7 separate regions of the Mus musculus genome follow, and regions 2, 3, 4, 5, 6 and 7 are each linked to region 1. Evidence: chromatin loops called from intact Hi-C (ENCODE). Cell type or tissue: heart. All regions are shown on one strand.

What was found. A loop is a pair of places that touch in the nucleus more often than their neighbours do. Peaks named below come from ENCODE experiments on the same cell type or tissue, not always from the same donor. Only the 100,000 strongest peaks of a DNase experiment are listed, where the experiment ranks them.
Region 2: a loop joins it to region 1, with 4 times the contacts of the local background. A loop is called at or near these places in 10 of 42 quality-filtered maps.
Region 3: it touches region 1 in a loop (8-fold over the local background); 16 of 42 quality-filtered maps call a loop at or near these places.
Region 4: a loop joins it to region 1, with 2.7 times the contacts of the local background. A loop is called at or near these places in 10 of 42 quality-filtered maps.
Region 5: a loop joins it to region 1, with 12 times the contacts of the local background. A loop is called at or near these places in 5 of 42 quality-filtered maps.
Region 6: it touches region 1 in a loop (3-fold over the local background); 2 of 42 quality-filtered maps call a loop at or near these places.
Region 7: it touches region 1 in a loop (2.4-fold over the local background); 6 of 42 quality-filtered maps call a loop at or near these places.

The regions. Positions count from the first base shown.
Region 1 is chr9:56,634,561-56,638,560 of GRCm38, reverse strand. Lingo1 (leucine rich repeat and Ig domain containing 1) reads left to right here and starts at 2,913. Exons shown (of 2, transcript NM_001311076.1): 1 at 2,913-3,486. The coding sequence starts at 3,481. In heart, CTCF peaks have their summits at 118 and 2,085 (motif pointing left); DNase peaks (open chromatin) are centred at 2,070, 2,540, 2,870, 3,450 and 1 weaker place; H3K4me3 peaks cover 2,630 bases; H3K27ac peaks cover 1,290 bases; H3K27me3 peaks cover 2,851 bases.
Region 2 is chr9:56,211,612-56,215,611 of GRCm38, reverse strand. The region is part of intron 6 of Peak1 (pseudopodium-enriched atypical kinase 1); the gene reads left to right. Among named protein-coding and RNA genes, the nearest start is that of Peak1os, 28 kb to the left of the region's middle. In heart, a CTCF peak has its summit at 2,082 (motif pointing left); DNase peaks (open chromatin) are centred at 1,541 and 2,031; H3K27ac peaks cover 786 bases.
Region 3 is chr9:56,796,568-56,800,567 of GRCm38, reverse strand. It overlaps Gm31586 (a long non-coding RNA gene), which reads right to left and starts at 3,650. Exons shown (of 2, transcript XR_379478.3): 1 at 3,491-3,650; 2 at 2,161-3,052. In heart, a CTCF peak has its summit at 2,451 (motif pointing right); no DNase peak of the experiment used is centred here; H3K4me3 peaks cover 671 bases; H3K27me3 peaks cover 3,827 bases.
Region 4 is chr9:56,198,555-56,202,554 of GRCm38, reverse strand. Peak1 (pseudopodium-enriched atypical kinase 1) reads left to right here. Exons shown (of 7, transcript NM_172924.3): 7 at 1-1,429. Among named protein-coding and RNA genes, the nearest start is that of Tspan3, 39 kb to the right of the region's middle. In heart, a CTCF peak has its summit at 1,703 (motif pointing left); a DNase peak (open chromatin) is centred at 1,714.
Region 5 is chr9:56,772,461-56,776,460 of GRCm38, reverse strand. It overlaps a transcript of Lingo1 not described here. Among named protein-coding and RNA genes, the nearest start is that of Gm31586, 22 kb to the left of the region's middle. In heart, a CTCF peak has its summit at 2,029; a DNase peak (open chromatin) is centred at 2,030; H3K27me3 peaks cover 2,000 bases.
Region 6 is chr9:56,415,855-56,419,854 of GRCm38, reverse strand. It overlaps Peak1 (pseudopodium-enriched atypical kinase 1), which reads left to right and starts at 1,805. Exons shown (of 7, transcript NM_172924.3): 1 at 1,805-1,914. It overlaps Hmg20a (high mobility group 20A), which reads right to left and starts at 1,236. Exons shown (of 10, transcript NM_025812.3): 1 at 924-1,236. In heart, a CTCF peak has its summit at 2,180 (motif pointing left); DNase peaks (open chromatin) are centred at 834, 1,624 and 2,174; H3K4me3 peaks cover 3,236 bases; H3K27ac peaks cover 2,784 bases.
Region 7 is chr9:56,263,012-56,267,011 of GRCm38, reverse strand. All of the region lies in intron 3 of Peak1 (pseudopodium-enriched atypical kinase 1), which reads left to right. It overlaps Peak1os (a long non-coding RNA gene), which reads right to left. Exons shown (of 6, transcript XR_003948326.1): 5 at 1-438. Among named protein-coding and RNA genes, the nearest start is that of Peak1os, 24 kb to the right of the region's middle. In heart, a CTCF peak has its summit at 2,153 (motif pointing left); a DNase peak (open chromatin) is centred at 1,321; H3K27ac peaks cover 585 bases.

The DNA of each region.
Region 1 (4,000 bases):
AGAAGACTGGTTCCTTGAAACCATTGGCTCCTACTTTGTTAGCTCTTTCCTAGTTGTACATGGGAGACCAGGATGTCCTCCGTGCCCATTCGCTCTTGGGAGCTCCTAGTGGATGGACAGAGAACAACACAGGGGCCTTGCTTAAGGCCATTAAGTCTGGGGAGGGAGGCAGGCACAGAAGAGATGGATATTCATTTGTTCTTGAAACACAATTACTACCTAGGAGGTAGACCAACAAAAGCCTGGAGGTGTCCGTGAACATCCCTTGGCTGTAGTTCTGTTTCTAGCAAAGTCCCCAAACTAGACCATCCTGATGCTTCACAGGCGGCCCTAGGACCTGTGAGAGCACTGGTGAGGGCCACCCCACCAGTCATCTGGCTAAGGAAAGGATCCAGTGTTAGCCTCCTCCCTTCGTGGTCAGAATGATAAGGTCAGGGACCAGGCCCCAGCAGAGCCCTTACAAAGGCTTCTTCGGGTATAGTGCCCTACCCGTCCCAAGTCTCCCTTTCCCATTGCTTCCTCTGGTGGAATAAGATGGAGAATCTGAGAGGGGTCATTTCTTCAGGATACATAGAGAAAGAACAATTGCTGGACTACCACACAATGGAGGAGTAAGGCTTCAAGGTAGCAGTGATGTCTCCTCCATCGTCCCAGGACACCGAGAGAAGATGGGTAGATGGGCACCGCAAGATCCCAGCCTAGCACACCAGCTTCCTCATCTAGCAGCTGGAGACTGAGGGTGGGGGCGATGGACTCTCCCCCATTTCCCCGACCAGATCACTGAGGCAGGGAGCAGGTGAGTCGGGGGCGGAGATCTGCGGTGGCCGCGCCTTGCCTGCGTCAGTCGCCGCACCAGGAATAGCCCCCGCCCCCGCCCCCGCCCCCGCCCCGCATCGGGTCTGGCAGAGCCTTTACGCAGGAGCTAGGGAGCGTCTATTCCTGTCGGGCTGTGGGAGGAGGCGGCGAGGGAGGGCGGGAGCTCACCAGTAACTCACAAACAGCCGGGGTGGGGGAGCTGGGGAGACTGGGAAGGGGGTGCAAGGATCACGGAATCGGGGGACCCAAGAGCCGCCTGCGCTAGGCTCTGGAAGGGAGGAGACTCGTGTGGCCGCCCCACCTCCCCTCCTACCAGTAAGTCCCTCTGCCAAGCCTGCCTCCCACTGGTTTACTCAGCCCTGGAAAGCCATTCAAATTCCCTTTCCACGGTTTACAAGCTGTGTGACCGTGGCCAAGTCACGTAACCTTTCCGAGCCTGGGGTTCCTGCTCTTTATTTTCAGGGGAGTAGTAGTGCCTCTTCCTGAGGTTGTTGGAAGAAGAATGTAAGATGCAAGGAGCATCACTGACACCTGCAGGGAAAGGGCTCTAGGTAGGCCTGAGATATGGACATAGACAGAAGGCAGGAATGTCCCAAGCAGTGGTGTGCCAGTGAGGCTGAGAGGTATCCAAGATCGGTTTCGCTGGAACAGGTTTGTGCAACTCTTTGGACTATGTGTGTAAGGCTGGTCTGTGGAAATCAAGACAGTGCTGGGGGTGGGAACTTGAAGCTGGCCTCTCCAAGCCAGCCAGGTATCTCCGAAATGTCAGTCTGGTTCCTTGGAAGGAGAACGAGGTACTGGGAACGGGATCCTTGCCCACCCCAGAAAGACAGGCCTTGCGCTGGTCTCTTCCTGCCCTGCTCAGCTTCCTTCTTTGCCTGCCTACAAACTATCGGGAGTGCTGAGGTGCTAATGGGGAGAAGGGAACTCTGCCTTGTGGTGTCTTCATTGATGGTTATTCTAATCAATCTGGCATGGTTTTAAGGGGCATCTGGCTTCAAGCAGATGGAAAGAGGTGCAGTAGATAGATGAGGTCCCAACGGGTTGCCTGCCTACACCGCAGCCCTTGCCAGGCCACCCTGCCAGGCTAGTCTCTGATCTGTGGCCCAAGAAGAGTTTGGGTCTCTATGTAAAGGTCTTGTTCTGTGGAGCCATCTGAAGATGTGGTACCCACCAAACTCAGTATTTATTTTAGGGAGTTAGATGGTAAATAGCTAAGCCCAGACCGAGGATCTATACTGCCCTCTGCTGGTCACTTGGTAGAGTGCCACCGTCCGGAGCCTGGCAGATAGGCCTGCTGCCCTCTGCTGGACAGGAAACCCGACGGGGAGGGGACTGGGATGCTAAAGCAGATTCTAGACCTGGCCTCCCGGTAGACCCACTTAGCCAGCTCGGCTTCCACATCCCCTTCCTGTGCTTCCCGGCGGCCGGCCTCACCCTAAGATCCCTAGGAAGCAATGGTGGTGGTGGTGTGGTGTGGTGTGGTGTATGTGTGTGTGTGTGTGTGTGTGTGTGGTGGGGGGTGTCCTGGACATTTCGAGAGGAGGGGTCAAGACCTGACCCTCCTCAAGCTGTCCTCTAAACAACCGTGATCAGGTTGGGGGGTGTGGGGGCTGTCTGTCCACGTGCGTGTGTCGGTCCACACGGCAGTGTGCAGTGACCCCAGTTAACACGTGTGAACACACGCGCTCACATGCACACGCATGTGGCCAGAGACAATCAAACGCGAATGGGTGCACGCACTCTGGGAAGACCGCGGGCTGGGCTGGCTTAAGACTTGCTGGAGCCTGGGACCCAGAGGGGCGCTGCGTGGTGCAGGGCGGGAGCGCGGGGGCGCCGGCCCGGGAGCGTTCTTCGTCTGCGCCCCGCTGCCACTCTCGCTGCGCCCTGGGCGCTGGGCAGCTGCTGGGGCGCTCCTCCATCTTCGTCCGGTTCTCTGAAAGAAGGACCCCCACCCAGGTTTTGCGGCCGCGCCTTCTCTCTCCTCCCCCGCCCGGCTCCAGAGCTCGCTCACTAGCTCCCTCCCTCCCTCCCTCTGTCCCTCCTCCCTCCCTGGCTCGCTGCTCGCTCCTCTCGCTCCCTCCCCACGCCGCGGCAGAGCGCGGAGCCCGAGCGGGAGCCGGCGCGGGAGCCGGAGCGGGCGGCAGCTCAGGAGGCGGCCGGACCTGGACCCGTCCCGGTCCCGGAGCGCGCGGAGTCCCCACCCGCGCCGCTCGGGCCCCTCTCCCGACGCGGGGCTCAGAGCAGCATGCGCGGCAGCTGCCCACCGGTCCCAGCCCTGGCCCCGGCCCCGCTGCAGAGAACGCCCGGCCTCGACCCCGGCCCCAGCGGTAGAGGCGGTGGCGGCCGCTCCCGGCCGGCCCAAGGGACAGAGCCAGGCTCCGGGAGCCCGCAACACTCGTCCTGAGAGCCCCGGCTCCTCAGCCCGCTACGGCCAGGGCCTCGGCCTCCGCCCCCGACTCCCGAGCTCCTGCCCTAGAGTCGACTGGGCTCCCGCCCGCGTGGGACAGACAGACGGACAGCCAGCCCTGCGAGGGCGCGCGGACCGGGCGGAGGTGTTGTAGGAGGAGACCGAGGAGGGGGGCTGGGCTGGGGCTGGGGCCGCGCCGGCAAGAGAGACATGCGATTGGTGACCAAGCCGAGCGGACGGACAGCGCGCCCGAGATGCAGGTGAGCCCCTCCGTCTTGGCCGAGCCCGAGTCGGCAGCCCTGCGGCGAGCTGGGAGCTGGAAGCTGCTGTCGGCCCAGGCTTCACCCTCATGGGGCTATGTAGGGCACCTTGTACCGCCCAGACCCCCTTTGGGGTCGCAGGCCTGACCCTCAAGTTTCAAATGATTTTCCCATTTCCGTTCCGCTGGTCCTAACAGATCCCTGGTTGGCAAGCTGGGACCCGTGGTCAAGGAGAGATCCCTACCATTCCTTTCCATTCCTGCCCTGGTGCCCCCTAAATCATCCTCCCATTCTGGGCAGTGGTCACCCAAGAGGATATGTTCTCTCAGCTCTGGGTGAGTCCCTTTCGGTGGACCAGAGACCACTCCCCAGCCCTGGCTAATACCCTTAAGCTTGAGGACACAGCTAGCAAACAGTTTCTCCCCAGGCTCTAGGATTGCCCCTCTCTCCACAGGAACCTTGTCAGCCTCTTTCTGGCTCCTTTCTCGCTCCGCCTGGATGAAAGGGAGGTGGA
Region 2 (4,000 bases), 420 kb after region 1:
CAGTATAAAGTTGGTGAGTCTCTAGGGCAGACTCCACTCAGCAGACAGCTAGCATTGATCCAGTTTTCCTCAATCGTGTAGTCAGATCAGTCATGAGCATTGATTACTCAGGTCTGTCTGCTATTGCCCCCTCCCCATTATTTTGCCAACTTCCATCTGTTTCATGAAAGCTGTTCATGTACTCTAGCTGCTCTGGGCAAATAAACAATATAGCCACCCTGGATTCAGTGTAGCTTTTTCTTGGTGTTTTGTATAGGTAAATTAAACATGTTCTGTGTGCCTTGTTCTCTGTTAGGCCCTGAGATACAAGTGTCTGTTCTTAAAGTGGACCCAAAAAATCAGCCAACTATAGTAAGAAAGATGTCCAGACAGAAAGGGTACAACAGGCATGGAAGACTGGCTACAGACAGACAGACCACCATGGTAGGAATGAATGGAAAAGGAGCAGGAAATACAGTTGTGAAAAGAGACTGCTAGGTTATCTAAATAGGTATGTTATAGCATATTTTTAAAGATGCCTTTGCTCCCTGTGAAAGTTATTTTTAAGGGAATTCATAGGAGAAGCAAGGAGTCCCATTGGAAAACCTTTGTGGTAGTCTAGGAAGGCAGTAATGGTAACAGTAGAAGTGAAGAAAGGACAATTTGGAAGATATTTAGGAATAAAATCAGTAGGAGCTGTAAATCAGTTGGACATAGGGAGTAAAGATGGGAAAGAAGTCCAGAGTGAACTTGATGTTGGAAAACAGGAAACAGAGCCAGGTAATGGAGCCATTCACCAGGAACAGAGAAGGCCAGAGAGTGAGGGTGCAAAGGGCTCAGGTTTGATTGTACTGGATATTAGGAATTCACAGGATAAGGCAACACAAATTATTCAGCCAGTGTTTACAGTGTGAGAGTCAGAGACATAAATGTGGTTTACAAATGCAGGTATGTGGTCAGCAGTGGAACAGAATGTCGAGTGAACACTAGCAGTTCAAGCCACCTTTGGGACAAAGAATCAAGAGATAGTAAGTGACCAGCTTACATATCATACTCATGCCACTCCCATCCCCCTTGTCTCTGTTTCTTATCTTAAATTCAAAGGGCAGCAGGCTGGAAGGTCTACTTTACAGGTAGCAGACAGTGAGGGCATTCTGGAAGGGTCAGTAATGATAGCCGTGTGCTGTCTTTTCCTTCCCAGCTGCTCATACTGTGGCTTTGCAGTCATGGCCCCCTACAGTCTACTTTATACAAGTTAGCTGTCTGGGTTGACATTCTTATTACAAACATAAATGCTTTATAATGACAAATTTGCCTCAAAGGTATGCAGAGCAGTTGCCATGAGCAACACATAAAATGAGCCCCTGAACGAAATGAATGTTTGGAATTAAACTTTTCAGATTGTGTGTGAGGAGCCATTGTCCAGCTCAGATCCCCTGCTGGGACCAGGCTGTGTACATATTGTGTGTTTGACCCGGGTTTTAGAAGGTCTTGAGAGAGGGTAATCTGACCCTGATTCTGGCTTTGTTTTTTTGTTTTTCCATTTCCCAGCAGATAACTCGTCAGTGGTTAAAGTGTCCCCACCCTGTATTTGGAAATCTTGTCAGATGGCTTTCATCCGACAAGCGGTGGCCAGTGCTGTAGAAGCATCAGCCATGCTGGTCTGCTTAGTTAATAGCAACAAGATACTGCTCCTCCCGTGTGTATTTTGCCAACTCAAATATGTACCCATTTTCCCTTCAAGCCCCTGCTTTTGCAACTGTACATTATGTCGTGTAGAGATCAGCTAGCTACCCATTGTAATGGTCCCCTGATCCTTCTTGGGAGGAGGGATCAAGCTGACATGCCCGGTGAGCTGGTGAGCATGAAACCCCTGCACCCAGGGAGGACTCCTAGCCAGCTTCTACTCTTCTCATCTGGTGCTCCCTTTACTGAGTGAACTCGGCATCGCTAACGCTGATGATTCAGAGACAGAGACAGACAGGCAGGCAGGCAGACAGACAGACAGACCATGGTATATTTTTCCCACATTCAGCAGCTAGATTTTGTTCTGCTGCAATGTGTTCTGTGCTTGGATGCTGATATTGTAGCTCCCTCTAGTGTCTCTGGGGTGCAGTCCCTCAGTTCTTCAGTTGGAGAGACTGTAGACAAACACAGAATCTGCCCAAATTGGCAGCATTTTAAAAAGGCTTTCCCATAGTTTTCTCTTGTTAGGAATGTGAAATTTTCCTCATTCTGCTGTTGGTTCAGAGCGTGGGAGATGGGACCAGGATCCCTGTGGGAATAGTTCTTCTGAGGGCTCCTTGAGATGCCCCTGTTTAAGCCAGCTAGCCTTATAAGGAAAGAGTGGGAATTCTGTTCAAAAGAGATTGATGAAAACGTGAAGCTGAAAAGTTTATGTTGATCCCAAGTAGAGAAAATATTAGGTAAAGGAATTTAAAAAAAAAAAAACTGGCAGTAAAAACTTTGTCCATTTATTCTGGAAAGAGTGGTTTGTTCTCCAGAATAACTTTTGGGCTAGAAATTTATCATCTGAAGTCAGATCATTTTGAGGTATTTTTCTAATCTAAAGGAGTCAAGTTATTAATATTTGAAAAATGGCTACTATGTAGTACATAGAATAATATAATATTCCTGCCTAAATTAACATCATTGCAGCCTCTATAATAAAGATTTATGAGCTACCTATCATGTGAAATCCTATTATGGAAATCTCCACAAGTCCATGTTTGGGTTGTAACCGGCTTCACGGTTATAAACCAATTAAAAGCACAGTGCCTCTCCTCTCTCTTCTGCTCTTTCTTCTCTCGTTTTCATTTGCCCTTAAACCAGATTGACCCATTATTCTTCAGCCTGTCTGTGTAAATACAGAGATAAGGAAGTGCTACCTACTCAGCTTGCTCTCTGGGCAGGCCATTTTCCTCCCAAGCATCCAAAATAGTGGAACAATTTATCACTTCTTCTGTGTAAGTCACTCCAACCCTTTATCTCAAGTTGATCTATGAAGCCAAACATAAATTCTAGTTGTAGAATCCATGTTCTTATCTACTCCCAAAACTTTGGAAGACTTTATAAAAATATGTATGACTGCCTCTGTGTGTACATGCAGATAAATTTAAATATCACAGGATAGGCTATCTCCTTTACATTTGATCTTGAACCACCTAATGGTGAAGTTTTTCTTTTTCTTTTTCTTTTTTCAGTGTAAATTGGCATAGTAAAAAGTAAAAATTTAGTTAAACCATTTTTTCTTAGAACTAGGATGGCTTCCTTGGACTAGAACATAATGCTGATCTTGGCATCGATGGTGGTGACCTTAGCTAGGTGTAGTGACCACAGGTGTATGTAATCCCAGGAATTACATATGTAGCTATATGTAATCTCTAAGGAAGGAGTACTTCAAGTTTGAGATCAGTCTGAGCTCCATAGTGAGTTCCAGGCCAGACTGGATCCTTCATAGGACACTATCTGAAAAAAAAAAAAAAAAAAAAAAAAAAAAAACAAGAAAACCTTTACTGTTAGCTGTCCTCCCTCGGACCAGCAGTCAGCGAGCCCCGCTGCTGTGGCAGGTAGCTCTCAGAACCTAAAGGAGAAGGGACCTGGACATTTGCACACATCCTACAAACAGTGTAATTTTTTTTTTACCTTGTCCTCTTTGAAAAACTATATTCTGTATGAGTGCATCCTTTTTAACATTTCCAAGTGATCTGATTGGCTATCAGCATTACATTTGTGTATCTCAGTCGTGTGTAGATGTCCTCAGTATACTTGATCCCATTTCATCTCTCCAGCTGCCTGTGAGGTAAGGTTTCCATATTCTTTCTGTTGTTTGCTTTATGAGGCAGGCTGAGACCCAGAGGAACTGAATGAGCATGCCCAAGGATACTCAGCTATTGGCAAGGCTAAATCCCAGACCTAAGTCCTTGGGAGTGTCCTTTCTGTAACATGTCAACTGAGTTTAATTTTCAGTCTCATTCAACCAAGCTCAATGATATTTGATAGACGTTTCAAAGACTGAAGA
Region 3 (4,000 bases), 160 kb before region 1:
CCTTCTTGTGGTAGGCTATGGCCCAAGATGGAGGAGACATAATGCTTACTTATCTGAGGCAGGGAGGGCTAAGTGCTGCCTAGGTAGACTTGGGAGAAGCCAAGCTCTCCTGGTCCCTTGAATTGTCAGCTCAGCTACAAAGCCCAAGTTTCTGAATATGCCTTGCCTTGTGCCAGGCCCTGGGCCTCAAGAAAAGTGGTTGCTGACTGCAGGGAGCAGAGTTGTGGTATCAAAAACAGTTGGAAAGCGGGCTCATCCTCCCTTGCTTTGAACTTCCAGGGTCGCTCAGAGCCTCAAGGCTGAAAAGCCAACTCCCAACACAGCCCACTAGAACCTATTGCCTTGGCCTCACATTACAGGTAGCTCCATCTCCAATTCCATTTCCTTGCTATGCTCTGGTCACATGGCTTCTCTCTTTGTCTTCTCACCACAGGGCCTTTGCATATGCTGCGCTCTCTCTGGGGTGGGGGTCCACAACTTCTATGAGTTAATGTCTATTCAACCCTTTGGTTCTAGGTCAAACACTAAGACTAGATGTCTCTCCCGATTTGCCAAACCATGTGAGCTTCCCCTGCCCCAGTCCTCCACTTAATGCTTAGCTTTTCAGATCTATTTTTTTCCTGGATGATGGTTTACATCCCTTTCTTTCCACACTAGGGTTGCTGGATATGTCCTCAATACATGTTCCCAGAAAGAATGGTAAATACAGGCTCTCAGTTCGAATCTTGCTGAGCTTTGTTCTTTTCTTCACCCTGGGACTAGAGTCAGGATTTGAAGTGATAGGAGACTCCTGTGCATCGTGTGTTAAGCATAGATTAAAACGGGAGTGATGGAAGAGGTTGCTGAGGGACAGAAGGGCTTTTGGTGGTGGGGACAGATAAGTGGGTAAAGACTTGGGGATGGGAAAGTGCCATGCATTTATAAACACAGGGTAGACAGCCTAGCTTGCTGTGATATTTCTCTGAACCCTCTGAACTTCACCATTTTCTTTGACCCAGGAAACAGAGGCTTGTGGAGTGCTTGAGTGCGGAGAGCAGAAGCCGCCCGAAGGAAGTGAAGTATTGGGTGACTGCGCATTGTTGACGTAGGTTGAGCCATGTCAAAAACCTTAATGTTTCAGCCTGGTGGAAGTAGCAAAGTCTCCCCTGGGTGAGGCTCAGAGGGCTGGCAAAGCCTTCCTCCTGGTCCAAGGGACAACAAGTGTCCAGTGTATACAAAAGCAGCAATTGCTGCTCCACGTCCTGGATGATTACAGCCCAAGACTGCTCACCTGCAGAGACCTTCGACGGTGACCAGCTAAGTCCTGGCTCTGCATTGTGCATAGTGAACTCTTCTGCTCACTGTGGTAATGTGTGCGTCAGAGCACGCACACACCCCATTTGTCCTTAGCTTTCCTGTGTCCACCTACCTGTGGGTCTGTTCTTTTTTCATTCCCTTGCTGCCGGTAGTCAGGGTTCCAGACCCAATCTTCATGGGTCGTAGCAGGTGGTAACTATTCGCTCCTTCCTGGGATTGATTGCCTGTAGGTGTTGCCAGCCCAGGCTGGCCCTTGCTTGACGACTGTGTCAGAAACACAGCCACGTTGTCCTTTACTGGAGGTGGGTGGAAGCAGTGATTGGACCTTGGTAAGACACCCACAGAACTCCTGGAGGGAGGGGCAGGACTAGACTTGGATATACCAAGGAAGAATAACAGAACTAGACTTAGGTGCCTAGTTCCTGATGGGCCACCTTGTTCCCGCATTTCAGGGGGAAGTAAAAGCTAGAGAAAGTGTGTTAGATGTGGGGATTGCATTGCAAAGCAGGAAGCAATGATTCCTAAGCTTATACATAAACGTCTGTGGTTTCCAGGACAGGAGAAGTAGGATAAATGGATGGGGACACAAGCTGTTTCTCTGCTTGGATTGCAGGGCCCCTGGGAAATGGCTGTTTGTCTCTGTTTGCTTCCCTTGGGCCACCTGGATGCCCTGGGTGACTCCTCAGGAGGTGTGTGGAGCCAGAGCCAGCAGTCATGAGCTCATCTCCCTGGGGGCTCTGGGAAGTCTGATGGGAAGGAAGAGGAAAAGGGGCCAGAGAAGGAGAAAATGGAGACAGGAAGGGACTTTAGGAGGGGCCACAGAGCCAGGCTTAGAGACAGGAAAGGAAAAAGACAGAGGGCAAATGCCACTGTGGTCTGATTTACTCTTACTCTTCTGTGTTATTTCCCTTAGGTCCCCATCCCCCACCCCCATTTGGAACTCGATTCATAGATCAGGCTGGCCTCAAACTCAAGAGTTTCTCCTGCCTCTGCCTACTGAATGCTGGGATTAAAGGGGCGTTGCTACTACCTGGGCTGGGGCAGGGGGAAAGGGGGTTGGAGGGATGGGCAACTTCATGATAATGAACTTGAGAGTATCCAGGTCGCATCCTGGCAGAGCCCAGTCTGGGCTTCTCCCACTTCCAGCTCCTGTCAGCAGGGGGAGGCTGTGCTTCATTAGGCTGCAGAAATGGGACCAGAGGCTGGAGAGAGCTTAAGCAAGAGAAGCGCCTTCCTGCAAAGGCAGTTTAAGGTGGGAGGTGAGAACCGGACTCCTACCTAGATCGAGCAAAGCTGTCTTGCTGCTGCCCCAGAATTGAAACTCAATACAAAGTTTCTCAATAACACACACAGCATTCCTTATTTCCCACTTCCTGGTCTTCCCTTAGGTTTCTTTCTGAACGAGATTTCTATTCCTCCCCGTCTGGTCTCCCTTTTCGCCTGGCCACCTCCAGCTCACGCTCTGATGGATTCACCACCACCTCCTCCAGGAAGCTGCCTGGGCTCTCCTGCCACCCCAACAGTTCTATTATACCACCTGCTTCCTCGTTTTCTGTTTGATGGAAGTGTCTGATACTACTGCACCTAGCACAAGTTGGGGGCAACAAATTAGATGCCTAGGGACCAGCTGGGTGAAATCAACAATACTCTGCAGAATTGGGCTGCAGGAGCCATGAACAGGAAAGTCCAGGGAGATGCTGTTTTGTAGAGTGCTGTAGCGTAGTAGATTCCGGTTCTGCTCACTTTTGCCTTTCCCCTGTTTGGATGAGATGGGAGAAGAGTCAGAACAAGAGACAGGGCAACCAGGACCTGAAGAGGCTGGACTCCAGCACCCCGATGTCCTCAGAGCAGCTAACATATCAGAGCTAGACAAGGCGCTAGAGATGATGGAAGCCCATGTCTTTCTTAGGTAAACTGAGGCTCAAAGAAGTGTAAGCATCTGCCCAAGGTCACATAGACGGGGAGTCCACCTTGGGCCAGGAGCCCTGCCCTTCCTGCTTAACAGGTGTCTTCAGCTGGGATGGGTTAATGTCGGGACAACTATCTTCCAAATTCTTCCTCCCAGGGCCCCATAGTCCTGGAAATCCAGCCTACACTCTCCCCAGATCCCTGTTGGCCCTCAGGCTTAGAGCAACAATCGCTGAGCGCCCCCTGGATGGTGTGATCTGGGCCGTTCTCCTTCTCCTTGACTCACCTCCAGCCCCGGAGGACTGGAGCCCCGCGGATCCGGCCCCAACTGCACCACAGCCCGGGCTTGCTCGTGCTCTGCGAGGCCGCTCTCCTCGGAGCCCCGGGTGGGGCAGGTAGAGCCGTGTGCACTATGCCTTTAAGTCCCGGCGAGATGAGCGCTGTGAGTCGCAGCCGAGGCTAGCGCGGGACGTCGCCATCAGCCTAGCTCAGGCCAAGAGCAGAGGGACAGCGGGGACCCTCGCCGCCCACTGTGCGCCCGTAGCCTGGGCTCAGCGAGCGGCGGGCGGCGCTCGGTGTGATGCGGAAAATGTGAGAGGCAGTGCAGGGCAGTGGGGAGGTGGGCGCGGAAAAGGGCGGCGGCAAGGCAGAAGGAAAGGCAGCGGGAGAGGCCGGAGACTGGTCGGGGACAGGTGGAAGACAAGAGCAGCGACCGAAAGAATCAAGAGCACACGGCTGTGGGCGGGAGTGCGGGGGAAGCCGCAGGAGTGGGGTAGCTGGGCCCGGGGCTGGGGTT
Region 4 (4,000 bases), 440 kb after region 1:
ATGGACCAAAGCCAATGCCCCAAGGGAAGTCAGAAGAGCCATAATGCAGGACCCTAGACAGGTTATACCAAAGAAAACAAGCCTTCCTCATCCTGCTGCTTCTCAGATGACGGGGTGAGCTGTGACAGATGCCAGAGGAAGGGTTTGCAAACATTCCATGGTCAAGGTGTTCAACGGGTAAGTCCATCCCCAAACCAGTAAAATAAAATAAAAAGAAGGGTTCTCTGTTAGTTAGTTTCACGCAGGCCGTTTGTACGTCAGAAGAAAAGGTGTAGGGAGCGGCAGCAGCCAGAGCAGATGGCAAAAAAAAAAAAATTCTCTGCTATCTTAAGAAGGAGCTTTTAACCGGCGCACTCTCACCACACCTGGCTAGTGCCAGACCTTATGCACGGGAGCACCGCATCTGTAATATCAAAGCTTGGGTTTATGGTGATTTTTTTTTTTCCTAAAAAGAGGTGCTGTCAAGAGATTTGTTTAAAGAACTCTTGGGAAATTTTCTTAACCCACTGTACCATTTTATGAACCTCCCCACAAAAATGACTCTCACTCAGCATCCCCATCATCTAACATGTAAGTACCCAGACTGTCTAAGGTGCTATACAGCTGTTACACACCTACCCCTGCAGCTGTTTTAAATTAGAGACTTCTGCATCAGCTGCCACTGGACGTTTTGCCCATGCAGATGGGCCACAGGGGTCTGCATTCTGAGCGTCCTTTATACATTCCCCCTTCAGCAGCCTCTATGTCTGTCCCTGTCCCTGCTTCCCATCCCATCTCACCCATCCCATGGTTTTTTAAATCAAGAAAGTTTCAGGGAATCAAAAGAGGTTGGGATTTTTTTTTAACCCAGCAGAATCGCAGAGTTATATATTTTGCTATGAACATTGTTGTGGTACAGAAAATCCACTTTGCCTGTTGGTTTGTGGCAAGTCTGTGTGTCTGCACTCTTGGTAACTTGAATGTCGAGCCAGCCCTATGGCTTCAATGTAGTGTTGTTGAAAGATTAAACCACACAGCTTCAGGAAGCCTACTCAAGTTGTTCCTTCCTTATTTCCCATCCCTGACCAGTTCTGGAGAGCGGTGTGTATAGACACTGGGCTGGGTTTTCTGTTCATGACACAGAGGGCATTTTGTTGGGAGGTGGAGGCAGAAGCAAGATGTCACCTGTCTCAGTGAATTGAATCATGACAGTCCTTATTCTAATATCACTAATTCTCCATGGCACTGCCCTCATTCTGCTTTGGGAAATCTTGTTTCTCTTCCTTCGGCCCTTTACCCATCTCCTCTCGTATTTTTACAATTGTATGAATCAATAACAGGTCCCTGTGTCACCAGTGGCGCCTCCCTTTGGTTTGCTGTGGTACTTTGCTGTGTATTCTGTGGCCTCACGTTACTGTGTAAATAAATTCTGTTTAATATACACTAAAAACCAGACTTGAAGTGCATGTCCTTCCGGTGGCTTGTCCATAGAGGCGTGCTGGCGTGGGTCTAACTGTAGATGCAGCTCTCGTATTCATTCCCAAGATGCCTTCCTGTTCTTAAAACAGGCTACAGTAGGTAGCTTTTCGCCAGCATGCCCTCTGCCCTCTGGACTCCATTTCTTACCGACAGACTCTTTTCTCTTCAGTGCCTCTGTAATTTGAGAAAAGGGGGGCTCCAAGAGCAAGTGGCTAACTCCTCAGGTTTGCTGGGTAAGATCGCCCCCTGGTGTCCAGACACTGCAGACTGCCTGGTTAGAGAGGCTTGGCGGCAGCTGATTTAACTGACTCCTCCAGCAGGAAGTCAGGCTGCGGAGACAAGCCTGTACACCATCATCTACAAAATCAGGCCTGCCCTTAAGGTACATTTGTCACAGGAGACATCCTTCCAGAGGCAGCCGACAGGTAACAAAAAAGGAGCCCATCTGGTTTAGGCAAAAAGACGGCAGTGAGCAGTGAAAAATGCTGCTAACATTTTTCTTAAGTTCTCTCAGAAAGGTAGTTTCCAGGCTTGGGTTTTATGTTGCTGAGGTACAAACTCCATATGAATGTGTACTCTAAGCGTGTTTCCTGCATCCAGGAGGAAGAGTTAACAAACTGACCAGATGTTGCCCAGGCTTTGCATACAGCCTGGGCTTGAGCAGTGTAGGTCACAGAGAATGTGGTACGATGATTGTGTAACTGCCCAACACTAGTGCTATATGAGTAGCCACTCTGGGGACTTAAAAGATTATGGGCTCTGGAGGTGTAGGCCAGTCATGGTTGGCTTAACCTGAGTTTAGGGAGACAAGGGTCAGCTAGAGGAGATGGACCCTTGTCATCAGCATTCCTGCAGAGTCACTTTTCAACCCATGCTATGGGGAAGCTGATTTCTTTCCTACCTGGAATACGCAAGTCTCTGCAGCCCTGCCACCCCTACATGTGCGCTCTCCCCAGCCCAACCAGGAGGCTTCCCTCTAAGTGAGACTGCATTCCTCCAGGGAAGGAGTTTCATTAGCACCTTAGGAGCCAAGAGCAGCAGTTGGCAGATCACAAGTTGTCATTAAAGGCAGCTCACAGCAATTATGGCTAAAACTTAAAAATTGAATTTCACACTGGGCAAGGCTTGAAGAGGGGCTGGTTGCTAAGCTCCAACTCAAATGTGCAAAACACTTTTAAGAGCAAACAGGTTGTCTGAGTATGACAGGGATTTCAGTACCAGATAACCCTCTCTATGTGTACCCTCAGTCCAGTAATTGATGGTTCCTGTGTCCTCTGGAAGCCACTGAAGCCTCTGAAAGCTGCTGGAAAGCATGGGGACCTTTAGTCTCCGCCTAAGAACCAGGGGATCAGGAATGAAAAAATGACCCCAGAGTGAAGAATGATCTCCAGTTAACACTGTTCATATTGTTCTTGTGCGGGACCAGAGTTAGGTACCCAGTGCCCATGTCAGGTAGTTCACAACTGCCTGGAACTCCATCTCCCAGTGCCCACACACACAGACATATATAGCACATAATTTTAAAATAAAAGCTTCAGGATAACATGGCTATAACACAATGAGAATAACATTTATCTTTTAAAATAGCAAAACTGGAGGCCTCTGGGAAATCTATAAGCAAAGCATCTAGGAACCTCTAGAGAGGAAGGAAATTCACCTGTGGAGGCAGGGCACAGTACAGGGGCCTCCTATATGTCAGTCCCCACCACCCACTGCTAATCCAGGCTTGAGCCAGAATCAAAGGGAGAGCCAAAACCTCCAGGCAGTGCTGGAGAGATGAATATGGGTTAAGAGCATTTACTCTTGAAAAGGACCCAGATGTGGCTCCCATGTTAGTTGGATCACAAGCACCTGTAAGTCCAGCTCCAGGAGATCCATGATCGCGCTCACTTTCTTTGCCCCACTGTCTGGAAGTGTAGGACATGGATGTCTAACTTCTCCCTCCGTGTCTTCAAACCTGCTTTCTGCCCTTTTGTCTCCTGTTCTCTCTTCTCCCTTTCCTCCCGCACCCCAGCTCTTGAACCGCAAATCCAACCCCACCCCCACTCCCATTTTGATCCATTCAGACTCCAGCAGCCATAGAGGATCATCTCTCCCCAGTCTTAACCTGCCTGGTACCACAGATGCCACCTGATGCTAGCACAGAGTCTGGCCGTGGGCACCTCTCCCTCCATAGCAGGAGGGTCTGAGCTTGGCTTCTCTCACAGACTCTTCTTCCTCTTTGGCCTCCCAAAGACAGGACAAGTAGCCACTTCCAAGAACAATATACAGAGGTACACTGTTCCAAAGAGCCCCAACCTGCACCTCAGAATTAACAGTTTCATGCAGGTGCACACACACACACAGCCTGCTGGATTGATGTGTTCCCAACCACCCATATGACGGTTCCATCATTTCTCAGATGAGAGATTCGCCCCTTTGCATTGTTAACAGTGATTTGAACCGAAAGCTGCACGATCTTGTGTGTGGAGCTTTCTCATCCACCTCGCTGCTGCCAGCTGTGCCTCCAGGACACCAGAACAGGAAAAACTAGGAGAACGGG
Region 5 (4,000 bases), 140 kb before region 1:
GGACCCCTGAGTAATAACTCAGAAAAGGATTCAGGACTTTGAGAGGGTAAAGAAACTGAGGGAAAGAGAGAGAGAGAGAGAGAGAGAGAGAGAGAGAGAGAGAGAGAGAGAGAGAGAGAGAGAGAGAGAGAACTTTGCTCAGGGCCACAGGATCACAGAGCAGGAGAGCTGGGAGTACCTGCTTTGTTTCTGGCCTTCTGGTAGTGTCATGTGAGAGACCCCAGGCTGGATCCCTTAGCATCTTTCCTGCTTCTGTCTGGGGAACCCTTGGAGGATGCTTGAAGAGAGAGTAAGGCAGGGAGAGGATAAGTAGGAGCTGCAGAGATCTTTGGGGACAGGTAGGGGTTCAGGCTGGGAGATACTTCCTGGGCTCTGTCGACAGCATACTTTGGGGTTAGCCTGGAACCTGCCTTAGCATCTGGTGGCTGAGGAGGAAGAGGCAAATAGTGGTATTGATGGACACCTACTGTCCTCTGCTATTCCTCTGCTGTCTTGGCAGAAGGAAGAAATCCTTGTTTTATGACTGAGGGAAGTGAAGCTTAGAGAGTTGACTGGTCCAAGATCACAGGGCCAGTTGTGAGGCCAAGTAGCCAGACCCATCCTGATGCCAGATATTCATGTTCCCAGAGCATCCCTGATCCAGCTGGTGGCATGAATGTGCAAGTGCACATGTACCATTGAGTAGAAAGTGTGTGTGTGTGTGTACAGTGTTAATCGCCCAGCTGGGTGCTCTCAGATCCATTTGCATGTTTACCCTTCATAGCATCCTGCTCATCCTTTCTGACAGCACCTCCTCCTCTTTCTTCCCACAGCCTCCTGTATCCATAGGCCCTGAGATTCTGGTACCTATGGGCAAAAGGGCCAACTGAACCAGGCCTAGGCTGATTCCAGCCCAGCTGCACCCAGCACTACCCAGTCACAGGTAAGAGGCCATTTGTGGGTTAGTGGGGCTTTTAGGGAGGGCTGTCTCGGGGCCCTCTATCCACATGCTTCCATCTGTCCCTCTCCTCTGCAATCCAACCCCAGTAGCCCTTGCTGTGGCCGGTCCTGGTCTGCAGCCAGCTCGGAAGCCTGGGGCACTTGTCCCAGCCACATGGTTTCACACACAGTGCTGGCTAATAGGTTCCCATTCGGCTTGGGGGAGGGGGTCTCTAAGGGCAAGCCGAAGCACTCTGCCCTTAGTCCTGTCACATTGTTGACCGAATGTGTGCTTGACTCCAGGTCAGGAGGGAGTGGGAATGTGTGGATGGAGGTAGTCAATGTCCAAGACACTGCCAAGAGGCAGCCTTGGCTCTGACCTGTGGAGTTAATGGGGCTCTGCTGGTGACATTTGGGTCCAGACACCTTCAGGGCAGGACAAGGCTCAGGAACTAGGTGAATGTATTTGTGATGAGTGCTGTCAACTAGATGACCTTGGCTTTCTGTGAATATAGCAGCTTGCCTCTTGTTCTGTACCACAAGGAACAGAGCAACCACTGTGAGAGGGGATCGGCTCTCCTCACTCTGTGCCCCAAGTGAGGGGATGTGTGGAAGCTATGCTCTAACAGATGAGATGGGAGAAGAACAGGCAAGACAGGAAAGGGGCAGAGGGTGCTACTTGGCTTGACTGTGGCTTGATTGTGACAGATAAGTCACCTTACCCCCGTTGTCTGAGCCAGTGGTAAGACTACAATGCTACCTTGTTAAGTAGGAGCAGTGGTGCAGGCTAGACCATGCTGTCCTCTGTCCTAGACTCAGTGGGAGTGTGGGCTCAGAAGATCCCTTCCTGGGCCTTGAGGACAGTTGTGTGGCTGGGAGAGAAAGTTGTTAGGTGTGGCAAGCAGCACACCCCGTTTTTGTTTTCCTGATAAGGGGTGTCACTCTAAAGTCCACTTGCCCCACCAGAAACAGTCCTGATAATTGGTTGGTCCTGGGCGCATTGGTTACCTGTGGTAGTTACCGGGTGTTGGGCAAGAAGCCTAGACGGATGAGCGCAGTGTGCTGAGTTCTGCCTCATCCTGGTCAGAAGGCTGCTGCAGTTCTGCCTCTGCCCTGTGGGCGGCAGCACTGACAGGTACAAGATGGGATCACTCCAGGAAGTGCAGGGCAGGGGGAGCCTGGCAGAGCTGGGGTCTGGCAAGGCTGGCTGAAGGAGATGATTCCAGGCCAAGGCTGGAAGCCTGTAGGGCCCTTTAAAAGCCATCTATTTTTTCTTTTTCTTTTTGGTTATAAAATATAATGTGTGTTCTCAATAGAAAAATGGAAGTGCTTGGGTGTTTTGCCCGTCAGTCTTTTACAAAATATGTATTTATGACATAATTGGGATCAAGCTGCAGTTACTGTTTTCTAACCTGCGTTTTGCACTTAATACTACACCAAGATCATTTTCCCATCATTAAATACTCTTCTATAATGTGATTTTTAATGGCAGCATAATGTTCCAGCCTGTGTTGCCGTGTCCCATTTAACTAGTTCTCTGTTGTGTATTTTGATGGTTTCCAGTGTTTTGTCACCATAATAGAGCCTGGGTGAACAAAGCATCACACGGGGAGGGCGATGCTGGCAGGAAAGGGCTGAGCCAGGGAGGGCAGCCTAGGCTGTACTGTGGGGGTTGGGCACTTGGATGGCGGTTTTGGCTCGGGGAGCTGGGAAGGGGGCTGGAGCCAGCTGTGCTGAGAGGCAGGCACCTGGCATAGTGACCCCCCTGAAATCCTGAAGAAGCCATGGTTTTCTGTTCTCTCCCCTGCCTCTTCGGCTGGTACTTCTTGAAGTGCCTCTGTGTTGGGGAAAGAATAGGGTACCGGGCTGGAGGAAGTGCAGGCCAGGCTAGGTCCCAGGTATGGGGTGGGGTGGGCTTCTGTGGTGTTTCCATGAGGCCTCTGTGTAGATGGGGAGCCCTGTCCAGTTCTGTTCCTTACACTGTTCCCATGGAGCCTGGGATGGCATATGGTTATGTGTCTGTGGGGATTCTCAGGGTGGACTGTCTCCTGAGTCACACATTAATCCTTATATGGTGTGTACTACGTGCTCCGTGCATGTTCTCTGGTGTCACCATTGGCTCAGGGGCTCACTCCTCTCTCATTCTCCTGTCTGGCTGAACACCCACTGTACACTAGGTGCGGCTCTTTGTGCCCAGCATCACATGGTCTGGAGAACCACATGTCCCCATCAGAGGCAGGTCAGACAAACCCCGATCCTCCTAGAACTGACCTTCGAACAGGACAGAAAGGGACATTTAGAGCAGCTCAGCGGTCCGGCCAGGGAGTGATATGCGTTATGGAGGCAAGGAAGGCCAGAAAAAGGGATGCTGGGTGGCTGGGGCGAGACTCATGGTAGAGGCTCCTCAGAGCAAAGACCAGCAGGGAGAGCGGAGGCTTGAGGTCCTGGACAAACTACACCCACAGGTCACCCTGGGGCGGACTCAGCTCCTAGGCTCCAGATCCCTGCTAGAGACAAGGTGGGTGGGCCAGAGATGCTGGAAGGCAAGTCTAAAGACCCAGACTCATTTTGGACCAGTGACAGCAGGGCTAACCTGGGGGCTTTTAACGGGGCATCTGCAGGATGTCTGTAGGCTATGGAAGAACAAACTCTGGGGATGTATATGTGGTGGGCATGGCTTACTCAGGGGTTGGGAAGGCTTGGAGGAAAAGACAGAAATGGGAGGTGTTTTAAAGCTGGGACAGGCAGGGTGGACCTGTGAACTGCAGCTGAGGCCACACGTGTAGACACATGACTATTGTCAAGAGCCAGGTGGCTGGGAAGCCCTCAGAGCCTAGGCTAGAGCATCTACAGAGGAGTCTGGGGCTCACTGCCCAATACGGATCCAGCCATTCGGGCTCCCTAGTGACAGCCTGGCCTTTTACTTCAGCTCTGCAGATGAGGGATTTCAGTCCAGAGAAATTCCTGCCAGTTCTCTCTCCCAGCCGTTCTTCTCCAGCACCCAATGCTTGGCACTTTTTATGATACTTGTCAGGGTAGGGAGGTGTGCCGACTGCTGATACTGGGCTTAGTTCTATTACTT
Region 6 (4,000 bases), 220 kb after region 1:
AAAACCATAAATAGACCTCATTTTTCAATCAGTAACAAACTCAAATTACAAACGGGGAGACACCATAAAATGCATCTTTCATAAACATCCCAAGAAAGCTACATGAAAACAACACTAAAGTGGATGATGTCTTCTCCAGCATGAGGTGAATCCTTAAGTCCTAAAGGAACAGTTCTAAGTATGTAACACATTAGTGCCCTTTATTACGGTAACATCAAATCGGAGTACTGCAGCATGACACTCTCTCCCTCTGCAAACATGAAAATGCCCTGTAATTTGTGTGAACTATTCGGTACTCTAACTTATAAACTACCTCCTTAAAAGAGCGGCTAAGGAGCTCCTGTTCCGTGTCTAGGTAGAGCCTACACTACTTCACTCAGTTAAGGACAAGCTTGACTTGGGTGCAAGGGTGGGCAATTCACAAGTCACATAACAAAGTATGTAATCTTGCAGAGAATTTTAACAAGGTGTTTAAAATTCTTTGGAGACAGCATTAAGACAATCTTGCTGGGGAGAGATTTTCCAATTTACACACAGAAACAAAATACATAAATTCTGATCGTGGCCTGGTGATTATCATAATTTGGGGAAATAACCGAACTTGTGACGTGAAAATACAACCCCAAGGCTGTAGGAACTCTCTCTGAGAATGGCACAAACCAACACCTTTTCTGGCTCTCATCAACACGGGAAGTGGCTTGGACACCCCCCAAACATCATCCTACCCCCACAGGAAGTGAGTTACAGTTCCCCCTCCCCTATGACAGCATGTCTCCCTTCCCCCAACCGGAAGTGAGGCGCCCCCATTCAGTGGGCCTTAAACCAAGACAAACCAATAACAGCAGCAGCAAAAGAAGGATGATCTTCAAAGGGGGAAGGACATCTCGACTGTTGCCACCCCCATGCTCGTCTTGCTTACTAACCTGCTGACGGCAGGAGCAGGCAGGGGCCTGGGGACTAATGAAAGTCCCTTGCACAGAGGACAATTCCCTCAGCCCCTCGCAATCGCCTTCACTCTTCACTCCGTCGTCTCACAGCTTGACAGAAATTCCTCCGCAGTACTTTATTTTGGTGTCTTTTCTTACTCTTTACCTAATCACTTAGTCACCTCCAGATAGGTAACTTCTTTTAACGTGGTAATACTGAGAATTGTTCCGTTGAGGAGAGACGTGAAATGTTATACCCGATACTTTCAGAGAAATGAAGGGATTATTTTGCCCAATGCGGCGAAGGACTACGTGACCACGCAAGGTGAGACACACTTTCGCGAAGGTTCTTGGGAAATGTAGTTTTCATTTTCATTGCTAAGGCTCTCAAAAAATAGTGGGACTTAAATTTTAATTACTGTATACTGGACTCTTAGAGGATAGTTATTCTGTACTAGACGAATGGCTGACTTAAGGTGATTCGGCCCCGAAAAAAATCCAAATCTGCGCTGTTTCTTTCCACTGGCGTTTAATTGAACCCAAATTCCCCGTCACATGGACTCAAGGTCCCTGCCGCCCCGCCCCCTGGCTTTGGCTCCACCCCTCAGCCAATCAGACTTTCTCTAGCTCGTGTTCTCCGGATATTGGCACTCAGGGAGGCGTGGCCTCTTGTCAACTCCTCCCATGGGGCTGAGAGTAGAGCTCGGAGACCGCCGAGGTTTGGTGCGGGCACGCGCGGGCGAGCGCGCGCGGTCTGAAGAAGTGAAGCGGCAAGGGTGCGCGCGGCGGGGCGGCGTGCAGGGTTGGGAGGAGCGAGCGGACTGGTGGGCTGGGCGGACGGAGAGCGGCCGGGAGCGCGCTGTGGACTCCGCGGCCGCGAGTAGTTAGTTAGTTGTGTCAGTTGCTCGGTGGAGGCGGCCGCGATCACCAGAAAGGGGACGGGACAGGAGGCAATGCTGAATATCGCAACGGCTTGTGCTCCCCTCAGGTAACGGGGGCAGGGTTGCCCACGTACCCTCCGGTCCCTTTCCCACACGCGCTGGCTTATGGGGCCAGGGTCGCCGAGAGGTGAGGACGCGGACCTAGGGGGGATCGGGACTGGGTGGCGCCGCAGGGGCTCGGCAGCCCGTGCGTCCTGCGGGGCGCGGGCTGCAGTGCCCCGGCCACCCACGCGCCCCGCGGGCGCCGCGAGCCCTCTCATGCCCCCCACCGGCCCAGGCCTCGTTACCCTGGCTGCGATGGTCCCGGGAGCGCGGCGCCCCCCAGAGGAGGGAAAGTTGGAACCTGGCGGCTAGGGACTTCCCGGGGCTGGGCTGCGAGGCTCCAGGGGAAAGTGAAGCCTTAGAGGAGCTGGAGATGTGGAGGCTGGGGCAAGAAGGGCTTCTGCCTAGTCTGTATGGTCGCCTCACTCCCAGACTTTGGAGGATCAGGCTCAGCCTTGCCTCAGCAGTCAGGACGGAACCGGTGGCTCTGTGCCTGCTCACTTTACGCTCTGGCCAGGGAGCCCCTAATGTGCGCAGGCTTCCTAGGTTGCTTAGGGGTTTGGGATTTTGAGAGGCTGGGTTAGACATTTGTTTTTCTTTGCCCTTTGGCTTATGGGTTCTTGCCAATTTCCTTTCCTCCTTCGAAGAGGACTACCCATCTGAATTGGGTCCCCTTCTCGTTATCCCCCATCTTATGCTCCATTTGTTGGAGAGCTTGATTTTGTTCTTGGACTTCATTAAGGACTGCTGAGAGCAATATCAAAGAGTAGTCCGCCCTCCAGTCCCCCTCCCCCAGGCCCCATGTCTGCAGTCCAGTTTTTAAGGACCCAAATTGAGGAACCAGAGCTGTGGAATGGAGTTATTGGATGGCTGGTGTTGAAGGATAGAGATGAGTTAGAGGAAAACTATGATTTCATCTTTATTGGCCTTACTATAGAAAACCCAGTACATTTTTCTTTGCCTCTGTTGAATGTGGTAAGAGTACACTCTCAATTAAATACTTGGTGACTTACATAAAAGACTATTTTTAAGCCACTGGATGATGTGCATGAACTGCTTTTTCACCTGAGTCGGAATTGCTTTGAGTATTCTGTTTGGTGGCCTATCTGTTGACTTGATCTTTTTCTTTCTTTCTCTTTCTTTTCTTTCTTTCTCTTTTTTTTTTTCAGCCACACTGTCCTCCCTTTATCTACCTTGGCAAATTAAGTATGTAGTCAAGAGAACACATATTGCTCTCTGCAAAGAGGAAAAAAAAAAAAAAACCCAGAAAGCCCAAACTTGAATTATCCACAAGGGTAAAACTTTCCATGAGCAATCTTGGATACTCACTTCATGATGGCTTCTTTTGTAATCTCAGAGCATTTTAGATCTTTCAATTCACTGACTACCCTAATTACTTTCCAAAGTGCCTGGCACTTTCTTTGGTGACTTTTTCAGTAAACTATAATTGCAGGTGAGGTACATTTTCTTGGCTTCCAAGTTAGGAGTTAATAGCCTTATCACAGAGATTAACAGTTAACAATGGAAGCAGAGTTCATACTACTGCAAGTGAGTTTTGGCAACGATCAGGTCACAAACTATGTGAAAAAACAAAGATCCCCTCCCCAGAGTTGTCAGAGGGGAAGAAGAGAAAATATTTTATCGTGTCTCTATTTGGGAGAGAGTAGTATGACTATGTTATGTGGGGGAAAATGGCAAATTATTTTCTTTAAAGCTTTTTGATTTGTGGTCCTCCTTTCTCCCACCCTTTCTTTAGGGACTGACATTTATGTTTGGCTAGTTTCCAGTGTTGTAAGGCGTGTTTTGGTGAGAGGAAAAGATAAGCTTGATTGAGTTGTTAGGGTATTGCTTATTCATTTTGTTTAGTAATAGTGCAGAAAACTTACACAGTGGTGTTTAAACCCCATTAACATTCTGTCAGAATTTATTTTTAAGAGTCTGTCCTGAGGCCCATAAAGAAATAATGCCACTTCATAACTGTTTTCTGACAGTCACATTAAAAAGTACGTTCCTGAAATGCATTATATGTGAATGCATATAAACATTTATCTTTGTACATTTATGGTAATGTAAATATTTAAGTCGGAGAGC
Region 7 (4,000 bases), 370 kb after region 1:
TATTTTACAGTATGATGCGATATAATAATAGTGGTATTTAGGGAATCAGAAGGAAAAGTCATCACAGAGGTAACCCCTGAACAGAATTGTGAACAGCTAAAAGTGAATGGGCTGCTTCTGTCATGTAATAGAGCTTTAAGATATGCAAATTAAGCATGCTTTGCTTTGCTCTGTTCTTGAATTAATAGAACATCATATCTTAAGAGTTTGCCTATTCTTGTAGCCAGGAAAGTGATATTATTATTATCACCGTAGCCGTCGTCATCATCATCATCATGCTATCTCCAGAAGAGCCTTCTCATAGAGTTTCTATTTGTGATCCACAGTGAAACTGTCTTTTATCTCCTGCAAGCATCTTCCTGCAGCTTTGCTTCCACTTCCTCTCTACCCTTTTAGTCATGTACTGAAGGTCTTGGCATGTCAGGTCAGCATTTTTCACTGTGGAAAAAGGAAAAGTTGGGAACAATGACGTGGGATATTTGTCACATTTTCCTTTGCTTTTTAAAAAAATATATAAGTGAATCACAAATTCCATTACAAATCCTAATGAAAACCTTGCTTTATAAATTTGACGTTGGAATCATAGAGACTGGCTACTGTGGGATGCCATGTGGCCTAGCGCCTCCAAGTGTGTCCTTAAAAGCCTGTGGACAGCAGTGAGGATTCTTGGCTCTGCCACTGTGGAAATGAGGCAGATTTTATGGGGAGAGCTAATGGCCTTCAGGAGTCAAAGTATTGGGGGAGGACCTTAGCAGTCTATTCCCATACTCCTTTATGATGGTCGGGCTTTCCTTTGGTTACCTTTAAGGAGTACTGTGTGAGGAGTTTAATAGACCCCCTACCCAGTCCCTCTTTAAGGACAGGAACTGCATCCCTCTTAGCAAGCGCAGATGCTGACAGTTTAGTCCAAGATTGAAATCCAGGGAGAATTGGTTGTTTTGTGTCAAATCTACTTGAAACAGTTGGGCAAGAAGCACACTAATTATAGCCATTGTTGAGCAGCAGAGAGCAAAGAGCAGCAGTAGGTTCTCAGAAGGCCTTCATGACTCAAGATGAAATCAGCTACTCTAGAATAGCTCTATCTATAGCTCGAGGGGTTTCATCCTGGAAGTTATGAAATAGAATTTTAGATCATGGGGTAAATCCTGGCTAGCTTCTGGAGGCAGCTTCAGCCATTAAAATTTCCCATCAACCATTTCATCTGTAGGATTTGCTTTAGGGTTCTAAGAATGTGGTTTGGTTTGAGCCTGCGCTGGTCTCATGTGCTGGTCTCTGTAAGTTCAAATGTGTATCAGTCCTGCTGTGTCTGGACACTGTTTCCTTTGAGTCATCCCAGCGATGACAGGAAGTGGACGCAAGTCTCACCCCTAACTAAGATGCTATTTGCAGTTGATACTGGCTAGGAAAGGGAAATCAGTTTTCTCCAGCAGAGTGTTTTGGGATGTATCAACCACACTCCAAGGAAGTCAGTGTAAAACAGGCTCCATGGGACTTGGAGTTTTTAAGGGGGTGCTATTTAGAGTTTGTTTTGTCTTATTAGTTTTTTGTGTTTTATTTGATTTTCATTTTTGTTTTGTTTTTGGAAAGGGGGAGTGGGAGAAAATATCAGGTTGGGTAGGTAGGGGTCTGGGGTGAATTTGGGGAAAGGGAAAACATGATCAAAATTATGAAAAATTTTAAATAAAAGATTATAAAGAATATATAAGCAAATGAGCTTTAAAAAAAAAAACCAAGCATTACATTTTGATACTCCTTATCAGACCTGCTCTGGCAAATTCGTAGAGCGTGTCAGAGCAGGTCGCTGTGTCTGTATGCACATGCTGCAGGAGACACTTTTATTTCTTAATGTCTCAACTTAAGTTCGGTGACTCAAGTTTCCTGTTTGGACAGTGCTGTCAACGAGAGGGCACGAGAAGGGAAAGCTGTAGGTATTATCAATTGCCCTTAAGTGATTCTGCAAAGGCAGGAAAGCCAGAAGACCCGGCCTCGGATAGACCTGCATTGGGTATAGCTTCCTTCTCTAAGGGCCTGCATTAAGTTAAAATAGTTTTGACAGCATCTTTAACTGAACATCTTTGTCTCCAAACATAATTAGTGTTTAAAGCGGAAGGCATCAAAGTCCAGGTTTTGTGGCTTAGACAGCAGCTCCATCTGGTGCTTACTGGAGGTGTGTGCTCCTTTCATCTCCGGGTTCCAAGCAGCATAGATACAGATGTGCACAGGCCTTTCAAAGGAACGGCCACACTAAAACTGGCTTCTAGCGATGACGTGAGTTAACTGGTCTTGATGAACCTCATTTGGCAGTTTTGTTAATGTGGTTGTTGCTGATCAATTCAAAAGCCATCATTTGGTTTAACTAACATACTCAGATGGAAATAATTTTTCATATTTATTAATCTTGGAGAAAAATAAAGCACATACTACTTACAAAGAAAACCTGTAGTACCTTACGAGGAATAGGTCAGCTTGGTTAACAAGCTATTAGGCAGGATGTCTTCCTCTTTTCTGTTCAGTGTCATATGATGCTTAGTATACAGGATGTGGTTTTTAAAAAAGAAAACTTGCTGACTCGAAGGAAATGCCTCAAGTTGCTAGTAGAAATTAATTCTGAATAATAGGTTTACACAATTTTTCTGCATTCATTGTATTCCATGTTTGCATTGGGGTTTTTTATTTCTTCAAGAAGACTATACTACAAAAAAGGGGCAAGGCTAACAAAAGTAAATTAGCAATTTTAAACATATGCTAGGCCCAGCAAATGGCTAAGCAGGTAAATTTGCTTATGCTAAGCCTAACAACTTGATACAGTCACTGGAACCTGCATGGGTGAGAAGAAAAACTGACTTCTGCAGGTTATCCTCTGACCTCCGCAGACATAAACACATACATCAAATAAATACATTTTGTAGACGAAACATACATAGTATAGCCCTAGTCTCAGTTCTGGTCTCACATTTACTGTAAATGTAGGAGAATTACTTTCTTTTCTGGTCTTCAGAACCCCTGGTTCATCAAACAACAGAAACAAAATGAGAGCTTCGTCAGTTTTAACATTCTCAGATTTGAATTGTGCTCTCTTTCCCTGCCTTTTCTGCCTCTCTTATTCTTCTCTGTCTTCCCCCCACTATCACCATACAACATTATCTACTTTCTCCTATATTAAAATCAAGAAGTCCTTTTTGAATCTAACTCTTCCTACCCAAATCTTTTCCAAAGAGTCATCTGCCAGTGTCCTGCCACTTTGCTGTCCAGCCCACCAGTCTGAATTCCATCCTCACTGCTACACCAGAACACAGAGAGGCCAGCCTACGCTTGTTCTGCCAAGTGTACTGGGACACATAGGCCCTCATTTCCCAGTACCCCTGAGCAGCATAGGAAATAGCTGTCTGCTCTTCTGGCGTCCGCCTCATCGTTACCTTGAATGTAGCTTTTATTTGCCCTTTTTTCTGAGAGAAAGGGGTAGTTATGTCTTCTCCCTGGTTCACCCCCAGCATGTTCTCTACCATCCCCATGCTCTTCCTAGCCTAGAAAATACCCCCAAGCACTTGAGAGGCACACAGTTCTCTCCTGTGTTCTAGATTGGTGAAAATCAACAGCCTACTCTGTTGTATGTGGGCTCACAGAGCATGCTCTGATCATCTTCCCTGCAGAAGTTATGCCATCTCCAGTATTCCTATCTTGGTAAATATCCTTGCACATTGTTGGAATAAACTCCACCTCAGCACCTCTTAACTCTCTCCAAAGTCCAGTCATTCTTTGAGATAAGTTTCCCTGCCTTGCCTGATACGATGCCACACCCTAGGGCAGATTCTCATTAGATCTTAGCATGCCTGTAGCAGCCCTTGAAACATTTTCTTGCCTTTTATTCTTCCTTCCAAGGTCTATTTTCTGTCCAGCCCAAACTGTCTTTTGTAGCTCAGGTTTATTGAAGTTTAATTTGCATATAATAAAATTCATCCTTTTTAGTGTTCAATTTATGAGTTTTGACAAATATGTGCAG